2 separate regions of the Homo sapiens genome follow, and region 1 is linked to region 2. A link is a contact called in ENCODE Hi-C or POLR2A ChIA-PET data. All regions are on one chromosome and are shown on one strand. The core of a region is the stretch at or near the end of the contact, and the rest is flanking DNA. Distances in the headings are between cores, read along the strand shown.

Region 1 (5,666 bases), core at 3-2,502, 3.0 Mb before region 2:
GTTCTATTTAAGGAAGGAAACTTTCAAATAGAAATTGAGAACTGCAGCACGTTTCCTAACGGGCGGAACAGCTGCCGGAAACGTCTTTTGGTCACTAGTTCTGGTCACAAATGAATTTCAACAGCATTGAGTCCCTGGTCCTATCCCCGCGGCCTCCCGTCCGCTGTTGGACACTGGCTCCTTAAAGTGACGCTTTACTGTTCTGAGTCCCATAGGAGGATCAGGGCAAGTGGCTTCAGAGATGCAGCCCTCACTGCTTAACGTCCTAGTTATTGTCCTTGAAACCCGAGCCATCTCACCGCTCGCCCCCAACCCTGGGCTCTGGCTGTTTAAAAGCTGGAGAGGAAGTGAAAGCGTCAAGTACAGTAAGTGACACCCTCCGCCTCCGTGTATACATAACAAAAGCTCAGGAAACGTGCGGGTTCTAGGATATACGAGCAACCCCAAGCACTCCCTCCTCCTCCCCACAGCCACAGTGGACTGGAAGTACCTTTTCCCAGTGCACACGTAGGGACCATTTTGACTTATACTTTTTCACCTAGCTTGCTCTGTTGTCCTCCCATCACAACCTCTGCTAATCAGCAATTCTGCATCTCCTAGGTGCCTTCCTTATAGATTCTTTATGTTTCTGTCCCACGAACGATAGGATCTAATTTTAGTTGAGGATGACTGTTTAAAAAATGTTTCGATAAACCATAATGGTGATGGTGGGTTTTGAAAAACGGGAAAATAAATTGGGCCAAAAGCTGAGTGGGAATGAGGATAGAGAGCGAGGTGAGCTCCTAGTCAGGGCAAGAGTAGAGAGGTTGGAGATCCTGAGGGGAGGGCAGCTGAATAAGGCGGTACGGGCTTTGTGGATCGCGGCTCTAAGGGTATACCAGAACCGCACAACAGTACTTTAAGGAAACCAGCCCAATAGTGGACCTAACACCCCAATAATGGGAACTGGCGACTCGAAACACACGGTTTCAGTATCCCCAGGCGCCTTAACAATAAGCAGCGGGTTACAGAGGAAATCGAGTCTCTCCGTGGCGCTTCCAGGCTGAGGACCCAGCGCCTACCGGCCGAGCACCCCCTAGGGCAGAGGGGCGAGGGAGACCCGCGGGAAGGGGCAGCAAGCCGCCTGATTGACAGCCCGAAATCTGATCTTGTGAAAGAGACGCGGAGCCAATGGGAGGCAGCGATCCATCAGTTTGGATTGGAGGCCCCTGGAGGAGAAGTAGAGGAAAAACCACCGAATTGAGCTCTGTCAGAGGCGCTTTCGGCTTCCAAGGGGGAAGTGCTGGGCTATAATTAATGTTTTTATTAAATTTGGAGGGAAGTTTTTGCAGCCTTTCGCCTAGCGTGGCCTTCAGGTGGGTCTTTCCAACAACTTTTTATGTCTCTCCAGATAATTGCATGGTTGTGGGTCGCAAAAACTATCCTGATGAAAGAGGTGTCTCCGTCTCTTTAGTCCCGTTAGGTGCAAAGCAAGTCTCGTTGATCGCCATTGCTAGTTTTGCACACGTTTGCGAATCAGAGCTGCCCGGGGTACACCGACCGCGCAGGGAAACATCGAGAGTGTAAATAAATACATCGCCTCTTGTTCGGATTTTTGCTACTACCGAAAATATGTAAATTGTGAACTCTGTTGGCTCTCTTTGGATCCAGGTGAAGGAGGCGGTGTAGGGAGGGTTATTTTTGTGAATGGGACTGTCGGAGGGTAATTAGCTATGCAAATTCAAGAGCTTCATTCATGATTTTTTTTTAAGCCTAAAAGCCATCTTGTTCCCCTCTAGGTTGATAGAAGTCCAGATCCTGAGGAAATCTCCAGCTAAATGCTCAAAATATAAAATACTGAGCTGAGATTTGCGAAGAGCAGCAGCATGGATGGATTTTATGACCAGCAAGTGCCTTACATGGTCACCAATGTGAGTGATCAGTTTGAAAGTTGCTGTTTATAAACTTGACTCCGTCGGGGGTGGGGAGAGGGAGAAAATGAGAAGGGAGGGGGCACGGGGGTTGGGATTGCAGATACTTATCTGCTTTGTTGCCACTGTAGGGCGACTCTGCTTCTAGAAGCCCAGTCTTCAAAATGAGCTTACCTTTCAGTGATTTGGATAAGGCATAGTTTTGTTTTTAAGACCCCTTTTTCTGATTAAAGTGCCCAACATGAGTGGAAGAGGAGATGGAGGGCAGCAGCAGCTGCTGCACTCAAAGTTTTTGGCTGGGTTTGTCTGCCACATTGAAAAGAATGAAGTTGAGACAAATGCTGACACTTTTTGTTTATATGGGGTGTTTTTGTTTCTTTTTTTTTTCTCATTTTCTCTTTTTTTTTTTTTTCATTTCTCTACTCTTTTTGCTTTTTTTTTTTGTGGGGGTGGGGTGGGGAGGAGGGGCTGTCCAAGAGAGAATAAAACCCACTGTTTTAATCTAGCATTGAACCAGCCTAAAAACAACTTTAAGTGTAAATGCTTCAGGTTGTTTTGATGCTGAGATACCATGAATATATGATTGATAAATAGTAATGTGCTAAGATCGGCACTGGGAAGCAACTCTCCCTGCCTGCTTAACATAAGCTTTCACTGTCAAATAAGTGAGAAAATGAATATTAGAGTTGATACTATGGACTTCTATTTTTCTATTCAGAGAAGATCCATTAGACTTATGTATGCATGTCTGTGTGTGTGTGTGTGCGCGCGCGTGTGCGTGTGTGTGATCTGAGGTTTACATTCTTTTAAAGGATTTTATCTTTCCCTTTGTAGAGTCAGCGTGGGAGAAATTGTAACGAGAAACCAACAAATGTCAGGAAAAGAAAATTCATTAACAGAGATCTGGCTCATGATTCAGAAGGTGAGGTTTGATTTTGGGCTGAATCCCCATTTTTTTACCTACACTCTCCACCCTGCTAAAAGAAAAGGAGCACTTCAGTCTTATCTTAAAAATAATAAACTTTGAAATTACTGAATCTAACTAAGACTTTAACTTGGAACGATTTACATAATGCGGCAGTTTGCATGGGAGACTATTTTATGGTCCTATCACAAAGTAATGAAAGAAGGAAATAAAAACTTCTCAATGACAACCTTCTTTTAATCATTGTTTTGTGTTTAAATACCTTTGTCCATGGGGCATATAACTCACCCCATTCACTAAGATAACAATTTAAAAATATCCAATACAGTGGGACAAATTCAGCAGCTATGTACACTGCTTACTTTTTTCTTTCTCCTTTATTACAAGTTAAACAGTATTAGTGATTGTTTGGTTTCCCACCTCCTTTACACTAAAACCATCTACTATTAACAGAATTTTCAAGGGTGATTTTGATGACTAAATTGTGAGGTCATAATACCTTGTTTATCGACCATAATGTGTTCACTGAATCATACTTAAGGCCTCCTTAATAATTATAATACTATTTGGGAAATTAGTTTGCAGATTCTTTTTATGAACTGTTGCTAGGATGTCAGTATGTTACAAATTATTTTAGCCATATGAGGACATTCATAATAAACTTAATATACTTAGATTTAATTATCAAAGTTTAGTTGGCAATTTTAATTAGATATACTGAATTCTGAAACTTCCTCAAATCTTCATACCATTTAAATACCTCCCTCTCTCCCTCCCTAACATGACCATATAGTTTAGAACTTGATGAGAACCTGGTGCCAAAGAATTATCTTTCTGACTTTTATAAACCTATTAATGTAGAAATTTTCCTCTAAAAACTTGTATTTGAAGTGGTTTCTTTTAGTTTCGAGGTATTGAAGTTGAAAACATAATACTTTGACAGTTGTACCATGTACCATTATATATTTTATGTAAGATTCAGAAGATATAAATAAAATGCTTTTCAGTCTTTCTAATCTTCCCCCTACTACTATTTTAGCAAGAGTTAAATATATTTAAGGAAGATTTCAGTGAACAGACACATATTCACCTCAGCCTTTTTGTGAATTCTGGTATCCCTGAGCTTATTTATTAAGCTGTTTGTTAAAAAGAAGAAAAGATGATTGACTTTATTCTTTAGTTGACTAAAATAATTTCTTAAAGAGTTGCTTAATAGGCATGAAAAGTAGGCAGTATTATTGAGATATTTAAGTTATGCCTCTTTTTTTTATTTTTATGTTGACTGCGTCTCTTGAAATTAAATTTATATTTAATACCAATTTCATGACAAATATTTCCATTTAATGAAGATTAAAGATTTGCAAATCTTATGTTTATGTCTTTGACTTGTTTTTTAGAACTCTTTCAAGATCTAAGTCAATTACAGGAAACATGGCTTGCAGAAGGTAAGGCAAAATTTGCTTTAAAAGGGGGGAAAGCAACTCTAGAAGGAGAAAGAAAAGAAGTCCTGAACTTGCTGTCTTAATATTCAGCCCAATTAATTGAGCTCTAAAAGAGCCACCTCATGTGTCATGCATACATTAGAGCCTCTGATGAGTTTGTCTTTGGGGACTCTGGGGCTGTACTACCCAGTGTCATCACAAATTACCAGGAGAAATTGCTTCCAGCTCACAATCACATCTGCTTTTGGCAAGAACTAATGCACCAAGACTTCAAGTTCTAAGCCTCTGTTCAGATTTTAATTGCAATTGATCAGGTTTATATTATTGTACCTCCAGAGACCTCCTAGAGCCAGAACCCGGCTGGCTTGCTGTTTCCTTTAGAGCAGCGCATATCATTATTTGGTGTTCTGGTGGAGGACTTTTCTGATGGCAGAAATTAGTTTCTCTGGGTTCATCAGGACGGGATGCTTCAAGATTTAAGTGCAAGTGTCTTCTTTCCACCTTGTTCACAACACAGAACGTTAGGTGTGTATCTAATGCTTAGGAAATCTATGGGTTTAAAATAAATGGGAGATATGAGGATTTTAAAAATGTTTTCCATGTGTTACTATTCATGTTATGTTTGCTGAAATTGACCTTTGCTATTTTGTCAGTTTTATTAGGATTTATTTAATAGAGCAAGGATACATTTAAAGGCATTACTTTCATTTTGAATTATTTTTTGTTAAAATTTTGTGGTGCAATCTGTTATATCTTTTATCGTATGCAACTTTATAGGAAAATGAGATTGCTTCATAAAGCTTTATACAACTTCAAAAATGCCTAATGTTGAGGGACTTCTGTTGGCATTCATAATTTGAAATTTTTCTTTTGGATTTGGCATACAAATGTGAAACATTAATTTTATGGTGTGGTTTGTGGGAAATACAAAGAGAAAAATTATAGATATTTAAGCATTGAGTGTATAACAGTATTATTTGTGTGTTCACATTATATGGGAAACATGCAAATTTTGGAACAGATTTTAAGATGGTTAAAAAGGAGAGAGTGGGTCTCTTTAAATGGAACCCAGGTGTTACTGTAGCTACTTTGAGGCAGACTGACGTGTTTTATCGGTGGTCTTGAATGCAGTTGATCAAGTTGCTGTTAGCATGTAAAATAAGTTTCTTTGTTTTGCTGATAGTCTAGTTCTCCAAAGAGCTTTTTCAATCTTTATCAATCTTTAAAGTTAAATAGCTTTCCTAATAGTCCTTTGAAAGGATGATTGTATTTATATGTTAATGAAGGTAAGACTTACTGAAAGTTTTGGCTATATTTAAGGATCATTTTGCTAGTCTGTGTAAATGAAACTTACTGCAATACATTACTTTTTATTGCAACATAAGTCAT
Region 2 (5,368 bases), core at 1,207-3,706:
CAAAATAAAATATTGGAAGAAGAGGTCTCCCTTCTTCTAATTTATTTGCTGAAAGCCTATCTACACTCACTAAGGTTTCTTTGTTCACTTCTAAGTATTTTCCATGTTTTTGTGCTGATCTTTTAACACAGCCATGCTCCTTACCATAGCCTATAAGGTCCATGTCAGAGAATTGGACATAGACTTTACAGACTCCACTGTTTGCTCTCATTTTCCTCTTTTTCTCCTTAGTTATGGATCAACCACACTGATACTTTTTTAAGCACTCTTCTTCTTCTTCTTCTTTTTTTAAATCTCAAAGCCATTTCTCTTACTAATTTAGTGTTCTTCCCACATCTTTACCAGGTTACTTCCTTCCTTTCATTTAGGTTTCAACTCAGAAATCCTCAGACGGACCTTCCCTGTCCTGTCTACTTAAAGTAACCTCCTCTCCTCCACCTCTTCCATGTCATTGTCTGTCTCATTATTCTATTTTATTGGCTTGTCACTGTCTAAAAATTATCTCATTTGTTTATTGTTTGTCTTCCTCAATTAGTATGTAAGCTCCATTAGCAACGCAGAGTAATTTTCTTGTTCACTGCTATAACTCTAGTGGCTAGAACAGTGCCTAGTGGAGAGTAGGTACTTAAGAAAGATTTGCTGAATGAATGAAAAAAGACACCAGTCTTGATAAGCTTCATGACATATCACCTTAACAGTTACCATCTATTTTTTTTTTCCTACCTACTGGCCATACCTCCTCTTCTAAGCATTGCATGTTGGAATTCCTCGGCTCTGTGTCCTCTGTCTAAATTCTCAGTCAACTTTCTCTCCCTAAGTAATCTCATTCAGTCACATGGGTTCATTTCTTATCAGTAAACTGAGTCCTAAATTTATACTTATAGTGTAGTTCTCTTCTGCCCCATAGAGATCCACTTGAATTTTACATAGGCACTTATACATCATTCTCTACGGCTTATTTCAATAACTGGCATCAACAACCACAGAGCTGCTCAAAACTGAACCTCTGAAATTATTCTTAACTTCTCTCTCCTCACTCCTGGAGAGCCAACCACCAAGTCCTGTTGGTGCCACCTTCTAAACATCTCTGGAATCTTTTTTTCTCATCATTACATTCTCTACACTAGTTCAAGCTACCATTATCTGTCACACAGATTATGGACTATTGCAATGGCCCCTTGATAGGTCTTTCCCCTCTCACGCTTATCCCTTCTAATCAATTATTCACAAAGCAATCATTTAAAAACACAACCTTCCCAAGCTCTCAACATAAAACCCATGATGTTTAAGCGGTTATTGGCCCAGCAGATCTGATCCCCACCTTGCTCTCCCTTTTACTTTCCAGCCACACTAGACCTCATACAGCTCCCTCGGGTTTTCAATAGCTTCAGACCTTCACGTGTTATTACCTCCGCCCTGTACACCTGCATCCTCCGTTTTCACCTGGTTAATGTCCGCTCCTCCTTCAGAGCTAGTGTAACTTCCGGTGGAGCCTTCTCCTATGATTTCTAGTCCCAATTATTAATACTTGCTTGATCATTTGATTAATGCTTTAAGCTACGTATGAGATTGGAGAGGGTTCAGAGTGTACATTTTATCCCAATCCCCCCACCCTCCCCCGCAAAGCCTGTCCTATGGAAGTCCTTCGGGTAAAAAAAACAACGAAGAAAACAAAACAAAAGACAAATGAAAATTCGACTGGGGTAGTGGGAAAGATTATCTGTAGCTACACGACCATTGAAAACACATTTTAAAGATGCAATTTGGGACCAGGGACGGGGGATAGTGGCGTGTTGGAAAGGTCTTTGTGGCGACGAACTTTCAACCGAGGGCCAGGATCTGAGGGTTCAGAAATACACTGCCAGGACTATTATCACCTTTAAGTCATTTACTAGTTTTTAACTTCTGCTTGTCTGCGACAGCGTAACACAGGAAGCAGCTGCAGTCTTCTCAAACCGCAGCCGCTGACCTTAGCGGCAAGAGGCCCGACCTGCCCTCCAGGCGCCCGGCGCTCGGCTCCCAGAGGCGCCGCGCAGCTCCCTCAGCGGCAGTCACAGCTGGCCAGCGCGCACCCGGCACGCGCGCCCCCAGGGCCTCTGCGCGCGGACCCGGCTCTCAGGCGCCGCGGGAGAGGCCCCCTACTCACGGAGCGCGCGGCCCGTGCGCCCACGCTCCGACCGCATTCCTCAGTACGTGGCACCCTTGGAAAGTGCCTGTCTGGTCAATCGAAGAGTCCTCGTTTCGACCAAAAAAATTCCCCTCAGAAATATGCATGGCACGGCAATGAAGGCATTTCACTATGAAGTGGAATGATGATGGTCCGACCAGGTCAGGACGAACATATGAGGGGTTAGATCTAAGCAGGCACTATTAAAGACAGTCGCATCCGGGCCCTCCTGCCGCAAGCTGCCCTCCCAGCCAAGGGTCCTTCAGGTAGGAGGTCCTGGGTGACTTTGGAAGTCCGTAGTGTCTCATTGCAGATAATTTTTAGCTTAGGGCCTGGTGGCTAGGTCGGTTCTCTCCTTTCCAGTCGGAGACCTCTGCCGCAAACATGCTCCGCCAGATCATCGGTCAGGCCAAGAAGCATCCGAGCGTAAGTTCGTGACCGCTCTCCTAATGTTTTCCCTTGTCCTTCTTGCGTCGGGGTGCGCCTCTTTCTGTTCCCTGGGAACGTCCTCATTTACAGCCACTTACCGTCCGTCAGACCAGACCCTGCCTCGCCTAGTGTTTGTCATCTTAGTTGTCCCAGGCCTCTGTGACCCTCTACGCCATGCATTGTGGGGTTTTGTCTGACAGGAGGAAGGAGACGGACACTGCTCGGAAAAAAAACCTAGTTTTTTCTAGTTAGTGAATATTGGAACAGTCTGGTGGCCGCTCTCTTTTGCAGGTTGTGCGGTCCAGGAGGGATAGATGTGCGCTGTGTGGGTCAGAGACTAGCATAGGTCAGGTTCCCTATGTGTTATACCATCTCTGGAGGTTCTTGTATTCGCCGCATTGCACCACCAGGCCTTTTGGTAAATAAGAGGGGTCCGTGATCTTGGAATCCTCACTTTGTCTGGACGTCGTTGCTTTTGGGAAAATTTCGAAGTGTGGAAATTGCAGTTAAGTTCTTTGGCATCTCATTTTTCCTCAGCACATCAATGTGCTGTAGAGCTAAAAGTCTATGCAATCTTTAATCTGTCTTAAATCCGGTTCCCTAAATACGCAGCAAGCATTGGTAGCATTACGTTTTCAGAGATAATGCTTAAAGCCAGTATTTGTAATAGATACGTTTACTTATTCAGATTCTATTTTTCATACATCTTTATAGAGGCACCCTTAAATAATTTGCAAAGAATTTGTTTTTCAAGCCCCAGGATAAAGGAAGCCAGAAAATTTAATGGGAATGACATGTAAATATTAGAGAGGTGAAGAAGACTCGATACATTTTCTTGGAAATTTAAAAATGTACCTATAATTTGCTCCACATTAAAAAGTAAGACACTTAAACCAGAGTCATCTTAACATCCTTTCCAAATTCCATTTCTTTCTTTAGAACACAGTTATAAGAAATCTTACCTCAATGTAAGATCTACTTTATTTAAATTTTAAGACAAAACAGTCCAATAACAGTTTGAGACTTGGAAATCAATGTGCAGAAACTACTGTAATCTCTCGTTGGCCAGTGTTTTAAGTATTTGAAGATGGTTATTCTATTTTGTGTTTGGTTTAGTTGATCCCCCTCTTTGTATTTATTGGAACTGGAGCTACTGGAGCAACACTGTATCTCTTGCGTCTGGCATTGTTCAATCCAGATGTTTGGTAAGTACTTAAAAATGTTTAAAACTTTGATAGCTGATCAAGGCAGTTTAGGAGCCACAGTCTCTGTAGGGCGATAACATTAGGGTAGTAGAAAGAATGTTACATTTACAGTCATACAATAAGTTCAGATCTCAAATCTGCTGTTTTCATTTACTTTTTTTGGTTCATGAAATTATCTAATTTCTCTGAGTCTCGTTTTCTCTTTGGTAAAGTAGAACTGCTAATACCAAATCTTGTAATGTTTTGAGGATTGACATAAAAATAATTGTTTTTATAAAATAATCATGGTTCTCGGCACATGTAAATGTTTTTTGCCTTCACTTGCACATTTGCAGTTGAAAAACAATAGACAATCAAAAGATTGATTCATCATTATTCTATGCACTTTTCTGTATATCACTTTATTAATTAAATGGAAAGGTTTTGTGAAAGCCAGATAAAAAGTATCTTGTGATAGGGATTCTGTGTTCTACCTTTTTTCTAATTGATTACATGAGATTGCTTATTATAGATCCTCTACCTGTTTCAACTTCATAATGAAATAACACCATACCTCATCTAATAGAAAATAAGATTGATCTGTTCAAAAATGTATTCTTAGTACAAAACACTAAATAGTGCTTTATTATTATAACAGTCGTAATGTTTTATTTCTTTTAGTTGGGACAGAAATAACCCAGAGCCCTGGAACAAACTGGGTCCCAATGATCAATACAAGGTAAACTACAAAATTGTTTTAAAGTTGTTAGAAATTGTGTTGTAATAAGTTTTGTCATGGGGTGGGTTTTCTTGAAACTGGATATACGAGTAAAATTCCATTATATTGAACTTTAAAGAGCTGTTAGGTAGTTCTGTGAAATGAAAATGGTATATTGCTCTAATAAATATTTTTTGCTAGGTATTTAATTGCTAGTATAAGAAAAGAAGGAAAAATAGTATAGCTATCATTTACCATTTTCTTAGTTCTTAGGTAGTCTAACACAGTGTTCTCAAACTTCATTATACATAGAGCTTGTTGAAACACAGATTCTTCAGCCTTATCCCCAGAGATTCTGATTCAGCTGGTCTTTTGTGGGGCATGAGAATTTAGAGTAGTCTGTGGAACTACTCTTCTAGAGAATGATTTCATGGACTGAGACCATTTATTGATTCCCCAAACATAACCTTCCTTATGTGTAAAAAATTTTGCATACAAAGACCCTGCACAGCATCAAAACCAAGGGCAGGCCAGGCACGGTGGCTTATGCCTGTAATCCCAGCACTTTGGGAGGCTGAGGCGGGCAGATCACTTGAGATCAGGAGCTGGAAATCAGCCTGGCCAATATGGTGAAACCCCATCTCTACTAAAAATACAAAAATTAGCTGGGCATGGTAGTAGGTACCTGTAATCACAGCTGCTCGGGAGGCTGAGGCAGGAGAATCGCTTGAACCTGGGAGGTGGAGGTTGCAGTGAGCCAGGATCACGCCACTGCACTCCAACCTGGGCAACAGAACCAGACTCTGTCTAAAAAAAAAAACCCAAAAAACCAAGGGCGGCTTCATTAAGATACCATACCATTCACATACC

The links. A loop is a pair of places that touch in the nucleus more often than their neighbours do. ChIA-PET counts read pairs that join two places held with the same protein, here RNA polymerase II (POLR2A). Pooled maps may share reads with other maps.
Region 1: a loop to region 2 is called in a map of ascending aorta, with 6 times the contacts of the local background. The contact joins the promoter of ETV1 here to the promoter of COXFA4 in region 2. A Hi-C loop is called at or near these places in 1 of 168 maps with a recorded cell type or tissue (ascending aorta) and 9 of 50 pooled maps. POLR2A ChIA-PET finds 5 or more read pairs at or near these places in 1 of 52 experiments (IMR-90).

What each region holds. Positions count from the first base shown.
Region 1 is chr7:13,985,252-13,990,917 of GRCh38, reverse strand. ETV1 (ETS variant transcription factor 1) reads left to right here and starts at 1,252. Exons shown (of 14, transcript NM_004956.5): 1 at 1,252-1,355; 2 at 1,454-1,650; 3 at 1,779-1,910; 4 at 2,745-2,832; 5 at 4,233-4,280. The coding sequence starts at 1,866. RefSeq lists an enhancer at 5,078-5,666.
Region 2 is chr7:10,937,241-10,942,608 of GRCh38, reverse strand. It overlaps COXFA4 (cytochrome c oxidase associated subunit FA4), which reads left to right and starts at 2,456. Exons shown (of 4, transcript NM_002489.4): 1 at 2,456-2,593; 2 at 3,713-3,801; 3 at 4,462-4,519. The coding sequence starts at 2,552. LOC107986767 (a long non-coding RNA gene) reads right to left here and starts at 2,353. Exons shown (of 3, transcript XR_001745091.3): 1 at 1,878-2,353. RefSeq lists a silencer at 1,924-2,173 and enhancers at 1,399-2,319, 2,204-2,473.